Linked DNA regions of Homo sapiens: region 1 is linked to region 2. The links are chromatin loops, found by intact Hi-C in ENCODE. Cell type or tissue: endothelial cell of umbilical vein. All regions are shown on one strand.

Evidence for each region. Peaks named below come from ENCODE experiments on the same cell type or tissue, not always from the same donor. Only the 100,000 strongest peaks of a DNase experiment are listed, where the experiment ranks them.
Region 1: it touches region 2 in a loop (5-fold over the local background); 1 of 110 quality-filtered maps calls a loop at or near these places.

The regions. Positions count from the first base shown.
Region 1 is chr3:191,140,147-191,144,146 of GRCh38, forward strand. No RefSeq gene overlaps it. Among named protein-coding and RNA genes, the nearest start is that of OSTN, 57 kb to the right of the region's middle. In endothelial cell of umbilical vein, no CTCF peak of the experiment used is centred here; DNase peaks (open chromatin) are centred at 1,785 and 3,265; H3K27ac peaks cover 1,760 bases.
Region 2 is chr3:192,053,410-192,057,409 of GRCh38, forward strand. No RefSeq gene overlaps it. Among named protein-coding and RNA genes, the nearest start is that of FGF12-AS1, 180 kb to the right of the region's middle. In endothelial cell of umbilical vein, no CTCF peak of the experiment used is centred here; DNase peaks (open chromatin) are centred at 1,652 and 2,702; H3K27ac peaks cover 2,581 bases.

The DNA.
Region 1 (4,000 bases), 910 kb before region 2:
GATTTCAGAGGAAACTGTGTCAACTGTTGACCAAACTCATGGAACCTGATGATTAATCATGTTGAAGTCTTTTCACTGTTCTACAAACACCGTGCTTATATCCACTTTGACATTCTGCTTCTTTTATATCCCCTAGTGAAACTACTTTTTCCTTTCATCGGTTTCATTACTCCTCATCATTAATGATGCAACTCAAATTCAGTTCTCGTATAACACTTTGCATGCATACTACGCTCCTTTCTGTAGATGATCTAATGATCAACTAATCCCCATTTTTTTATAAAAAGGCAAAATATGTCACTCTTTTCTGTAGATTATCTAATGATCATCTAATCTCCTCATTTTATAAATGGGCAAAATATGTGTCAGAGATTCAAAGACTTGGAAAAGTCACATAGCTTACTTGAGGTTTATGATTTCTTTAAATTCCTAAAACTTTATCTGTAACACAATCTTTATCTTAACTACCTGTTTATAAACATCCAATGTGTGAACAATGTAATCCTGTGTTGAATATTAGGGGCACTACCCATTAAAAATCCTAAAATGTGAGCAATATTTCTTGAGTGCCACAATCTGTTCTCTACATTGGTACTTTTATCATAGGCCCGGAAATATGGGAAGAAATAGCACTACTTCCCATGTTTTTTAAACTGGAATTAGATCTGAAATGAGCACTTTGGTTTGACAGGTTCTCTAATATTGCCCTATAAACTATTTGTATTATTGTGGTGTTTTAGTTCATTTTGACTGCTTTAACAAAAATGCCAAAAATTGTGTGGCTTATCAACAATTAAGACATATTTCTCACAGTTCTGGAGGCTGAAATGTCCAATATCCAGAAACCAGCATATTGGTGTCTGGTGAGGGCCCATTCCTCATAAAGGATGTCCTCTTGCTGCATCTTTACATGGTGAAAGGGACTAGCTAGCTCCCTGGAGTCTCTTTTTTAAGGGCACAAATCCCATTCATGACGATTCTGCCCTCATGATCTATTCACCCGCCAAAGCCCTATCTTCTAGTATTATCTCATTGGGGACTGGGTTTTATCACATGAATTTGAAGAAGATACAAACATTTAGACTATGACATGTGGTATTAAAAACCCCGAATTTTCTATTGTCTCTTATCACCTATTCAACCAGGAAAGAATAATAAGATAAATTTTACTATCCCCTGGACATAAGATTTCAAAATAATGTCTAGTCACTTGGAATCTAGTAGTGACATAGAAAACAAAATAATCTGGGAATCTAAAATGTCTTAATAATGAATATATATACACACATACATATATATTCATATATATTCATTATTAAGAAACTAAGAAAATAAATATACATGCATTACATATATATTCTTATAGACACATATACATATATATCATGTATCACATAAACCTATAATAACTAAAACTCAAAAAAGCAAAATAATTTGCGTACAATCACCCTGCGTATAACTAAAGTCAGAAACCCAGCTGTAAGACCAATGTTAGCGTCATTGCCATTTGTTTTAGTTTCCCAGGCCAAGATTCTACCACCGTCTGATCAGTCTCTTCTCTATAATAGTGATAAATTCCTTTTAGGGTTGTTATTTGTAAAGGATTCTAAAATAAGGGGAAATAATTATTTTTTTCTCTTGAAAAATTTAAGTGCCTCACAGGACATGGCATGAAATAAGAAAATGTAAGTGGCACCCAAATATGACTAAATGAGTCAGCCTTCTTACTCATATCCTGGAAGTCATGTTGCGATGTATTCAGGATATCATTCGGCTCAAACACTTATAAATAGCTCCTAAGTGACTGTTTGATTTCCCGACTTCCCCTAAGGATGACTGGCTTCAGTATGTAATCCTTATACAAATTAGCAGATTTAAGTTAACTCCAAGGTTAGCAATAGTCAAGGGTATAAGGATTTAAGGTAACAATACCACCAACATTGAGAAGTCACGTATGAGGCCTTCAAGATCAAAGATTACTACTTCACCAAATTCATTTCTCATCTCTCTTCTTTCCATTCTCTAAATTTATAATTTTCTTAGATACCATTACCATTAGTTATATTCACTAGTATTCTCTAAATAAGAAATCAGATCTGGATCCTATACTTCAACAGTTCATAGAATAAACAGTAATATATACTGATTACCTAATATGAGCTATGTACCATGCTCAGTTCTGAAGATATAAAAATGATAAAATGATTTTCTTTGAGAGTTTTGCATTATGGCAATTCTGTAACACTTAGAAAAGAATAAAATATGTAATCATCTTAAAATCTCTAAGCAAATATCTCATGAGCATCTCAGATTTAAATGTCCTCGTCAAATATAATCCCCAGCACCATCAATCAAGTTTTCTAAAATATATCCATTCACCAACAGATCCTGTTGATTTTACCTCCACTGGTTTTAAATATGTAAAATATACACTATTCTTCATCTCTTGTGCTGTCACCTTAATCTGAGCCACTATTCTTTTTCACTAGGATTCCTACAATAATCTCTTTAGATCTTTTTCCTCTTCTACTGTTTCATCCTCCTCATCAATTTTCCATTACATTAGGGATATTTATTAAAATTATAAATGATCTATCTGTATCCATGAAGCCATCAATATTCTTTTCATTTCATTTAGGCTAAAAAAAAGTAAATCATTACCCTATTCTACAGCACCATGAATGCCAATCCTTATACTGTTCCTCCAATCCTATTTCCTTCCAACTTTCTTCTCACTTTTTATGTTCCAGACATTACAGATTTCTTTCTCCTTCTCATCTACTCAACTCTTTTTCTATCTTACAGTCTTTACAGGTATTATGTCCTGTGCCTGGAAATCCCTTTCCTGTTCTTTATTGCTGCTAATTTCTTCTTAATTTCTTCTCAACAATATATTTCAGCTCCATCTTACACTAAAAAGGAGGAGCTCAAGAAACAAAATACTTTCCTTTTCTCCATAGAAAAAATACAAGCTGTTGTGTTTCTAAGGACCAAGGCCTTATTAATTCAGAATAAAGGCAAATCATTTCTAGGAAATGTTAACAGTTGAACCCTCTCTTGATGGCAGAAAATAAGCTAAAATCTCTCTCTTTTTTCTGTAATAAACTAAATGAGAAGGGGTGAACCTGGAGGAGATTTAAAGAAGGACAAAGAGTACTGGATCTCAAATTTGGATTTAAGGAGTGATTCAGAGATCAGCCAGTGACCTGTAAGCACCAAGACAATGGACTGGAAGGAATAACAGCCCATTGTCTTGACGTTTGCAGGGCCACTGGCTGAGGACAGCATGCATTTGCTCAGACCTGTGCAAGTCTTGGGCAATAATTTCAGTCTAAGTGTCCAAGAATATTTGACCAAGGCAAGATAAAATTGTAGTTACACCTCTGATGATTAAACTTAGTGTTTGACCTTAAGTACATCACTTTATCCTTACATAGGTCATCATTTAAAGTGATAATCTCAAAGATTCTTTAACTGTCTAGAGGTTCTAAAAGCTTAAATTCCTGTTAAAACTTTTTTTCAGTCTATGGTGTCTTTGTTTATCATATAGGGCAACATGAACTGGAAATTCCTTTGGAAAAAAGCCAGTAATTCGGCTACATTAGGTTTATTTTACCTTACTATCATTTTATCCCATATTTGAGAAGCCAGAAAAGTACCTGGTGTAGTATTCACTCTGTCCTGTTCCCATCAGGTGACTTCAAAATGATTGCACCAGACACAGGTTACAGATCATGCATATGTTTTCAAACAATAAAGATGTAATTTTAGAAACAGCTGAGAAGTTACCCTGTCCTTGTTCTTCAATTAGCTATAACGTTGCTGGGCTGGAGATCTACTTGGAGCAGTCCCTCATGCCTAGTTAGTTTTGCTTGTCAGTCTATATGATAGGTCTCTGGATGCCAGGAGAACATGTCAACCCCAAAAAGTGATTTTATGAGGAAGCCCAATTTAACTTTTATGTTTTCACTCAGGCAGTCATTATTTATACTAATAAAAG
Region 2 (4,000 bases):
AAAAAAAAGAAAAGAAAAAGAAATACCTGAGACTGAGTAACTTATAAAGAAAAGAGGCTTCATTGGCTCATGGTTCTGCAGGTTGTACAAGAAGCATAGCAGCATTTACTTCTGGGGAGGCCTCAGGAAGCTTCCAATTATGGTGGAAGACAAAAGGGGAGCAGCACTTCACATGGCCAGAGAAGGAGCAAGAGAGAGTGAAGAGGCAGGTGCTGCACACTTTTAAACAACCCCATCGCATGAAAACTCACTCACTATCACGAGAACAGCACCAAGCAGGAATGGCACTAAACCATTCATGAGAAATCCACCCCCATGATCAAATCACCTACCAGCAAGCCCCACCTCCAACACTGGGGATTACAATACAACATGAGATCTGGGGGGACACAGATCCAAACCATATCATATATATTATACGTAATGTTACAATTTGAAAAAAATCACAATTTGCAGTTGTAAAGTAATTGATTGAGGCAAGGATCATCAATTGCTACAACTATTAGGAACAAAAAGTTTCTGGAGAAAGAATCCAAAATGCACAATGCAAAAAATCATCCCTCTTTCCACACAATGCATACACATTTATAAACCTCTGGAGTGTGTGTGTGTGTGTGTAAGTGTGTATGTGTATCTTTACAATGGAAATATAGGTTCACATAATCCCCTTAGAGGTGTGACCAAATTTAGCACAACTAGTAGTCTTGACAAATGTGTTTAAGCCAAACATATTTAAGGCATTAGACCTAATTTTGAGTTTACTAAAAATAAAGGTACTACAAAAATATTATTACATGATGCAGAAACAATTAGACATATCTGAAATGTGAAATACTCAACAAAAATACTAATCTTGTCATTTAGAAGAGTCTATTTCATGACAAAAAGATGTGAAGGAATTCTTTCTGATTATAAGATATGTAATAACCGAGTGCAATATTTGAACCTTGACTATATTGTGATTTGAAGAAAGAAAAGGTAATAAAATACGTTATTATTTTATGTTAATAAATTTGAGATAATTGGAGAAGACAAGATGGTCTTACTAAAGTTTTATTGGATAATATCATAAATATTATTTATGGTATTAAATACTATTGAGAAAATACTTTTCTTAGACATGACACTGATATTATAATTAATGTGGTGGAATACCCTGTTTGAAGCACTTAGGGATGAACTATCCTAATGTTTCTAATAAGCTTTTTATATTGGAAATGTTTTTCAATTGAAACATTTTATAATAAAGCTGGGGAAATAATTTTTAAATAACTGCTGAAAATTCTTAAATGTATATGCCCAGTCCAAACTACTCTCTCTACTTCAGATGCACATTGTCAACTGTCCTTTCAAAGTCTCAACTTAGATAGTGAATAACATTTCCAACTTTCCATGGACAAACATGAACTCCTGATCTTTCATTCCAAAAGATGTCTACCTGCAGTATTCCACATCTTATATATTTCATTCCAGTTCCTCATACTAAAATCTTAGAAAACACCCTTAACATTATGATTCTGAAACTCTGTTTCCAATATGTCAGGAAATCCTGTTAACCCTAAAGTCAAAATGTATTCAGAATCTCGTTATGTCTACTGTTACCACTCTTGCCCAACCCATTGTCTCAAACTCTTACTCAAATTCCTGGAATAGCCTCCCAATTACCTCATTTCCATCCTTGCCAACTTAGAGTCTATTCTTAACCCAACATCCGGAGACATCCATGTCATGGTTCAGTGGTCCAGGGCTGGCAGGGAAGTTCTGCCAGGTAAAACATAAGACTTCACAGTAGTTACATTTGTTGCCATTTCATAGCCAACAAAGGAGAGAAAGGCCAGCAAAAGTATCTTTTATGAAATGACCTAATAATTTAATGCATAAATTCTTCTCCTATACCATTGGTTAAAATTGGTCACATGGTGACAACTAGCTATAGAAGCGACAAGGAGACACTTATGTTGTTGGATGATAATGAGTTTAGCTAAATATCAAAGTATCTGTTTCTAAAAGAAAGCATGGAAAACTATAAACTAGGAGCAGTTAGAATAACCCTCAGTTCACCACTCTGGCCATGTAAGCATCCATGCAGTTACTGCATCCAGCCCCCAATCCAGGATTTTGTGATGTGCAATCTTCTTTATCATATCTGAATTTGGCTCTTCAAAACCAGGCAATCTATTGCCTACGTGGTAGGATATCTTCTTTCTTACTCTTTGCTTCCAGTCAGTACAAGTAAAAGGGGGCACATCTAAACATCTCAACAGTTCAAAATCATTAAAACAGCAATATTTCTCCTCATGAAGCCAATTAAAACAATAGAAAGAGAATGGATGTTCTTGATCTGACTTTACATCTGGGTAACTTTAAGCAATCATCTTATCTCTTGCTGTTTGAAACACAGACAGCATTAGACTTTTTAACTTTGAAAGGTTCAAAATGTCTAGATATTCCATCACTTTAACTTCCTAGACACAAACAATCCTCCCTTACCGGCACTCTTCTGAAATCCATAACCATGTCAAACCCAGCCAGTTTTTGTGTCAGTTTCCTTTCTGTAGCCACTTACTAAACATACGAGGAGCAGCCAGCATGCAGAATCATTCTGAATTTTGTCAACTAACTTCCTCAGAGCTAGAATCTCAGGAGGACACGATCTGCCTTCCACACTAGGTCAACAACAGTTTTACCAAACATTTTGCCACAGCATAATTATGTTCTCCAGTTTCCCGACTCACAATATTTGTGAAGTTTCCATATGCAACTTTACCCATGTTACACATAATCACTGTTTTCATAATAGCAACCTACTTCCAGGAATCATATTTTATTTTCAGGAAATGGTTAACAATTTGAGATCCAAGATAAATATCCATCCACCCCCTGAAAAAAAAATAGTTTTTTTTTTTAAATAAGAAAAGCATTTTTGTCTCTACTATAATAGTTTAGAAGTGAGCAATCCAAGACTGGTTGAGAGGTTTTTGATTATACTGTAAGTCATTACCATTATCCAGCTAGCAGAGAGAAGTAAGGAGTCTACAATGCCCATAAGTTGTACACATAGTTACTTACACTTACCTAGTACTGATACAGATTTAGTCTCATGGGCACACATGATGCAATTATACAACAACAGTAAAAATATCGGCAGAAGGGTGTTCACATACTCACCTAAAACGCTTGATTTCCATTATCAAAAGATGAGAGGGAAACAGTTAATTGATCTTTATTCCAATTAATTTTGTGCCCATTACTCTACTAGACAATAGAGCTATAATAGACAAAAATTGAGCAAGATGTAGTTCCTACTGCTATGGAGTTACTGAACTTCAGGGGAGGCTGTGTATAACTTCAAGGCTGCCCAGGGGAGTACCTCTATATTTTAATAATTGAATGAAACATTAGCTTTTAGGTAAAGTCATTGTCAGTCTTTTAAAAGAAAGATGGATTAAAGATGCATTCCTGCTAATAAGGGGAGAAGTTGGCTTTGGGCAAAAAATGGAGAGAAACAAAAGATTGCTGGAAAAGAGGCAAAGGAGCATAGAAAAGAAGAAACATTTGATTGAGGACAAATTAATAAGTGAACAGACATACCTTCACACCTAGAAGAAAGAAATAATTACAAAGGTGCAGTGGACATAGGGTGAATTTATGTCCAGGTATCAAGGAAAGATAAATTGAAATGAGAGTGCTACTGGATATTTTGTTATTAGGCTGAACTGGCTTTGCCTTTTGCAGTAGATTCTTTGTCGTCCCATCCAGATCTTTTCTTCAGAATCCAGGCATACAATACTACAGCTGTTGAGAAAGTTGATTTCTGGTGGCTCCCAGGTGTGTCCCCTTCCAGACCTTCCCCCCCAAGGGTGCTGCCTCAATTAAATTTACAAGCCCTGTTTAGGGGCTTTGAATAACTCTGGGATGCCATAAGACAAAGGCCAGACTCCTTGACAAAGTTTGAGTCTAAAGAGCCACCCTCGCTCCAGAGATTACCCCCGCACACTGA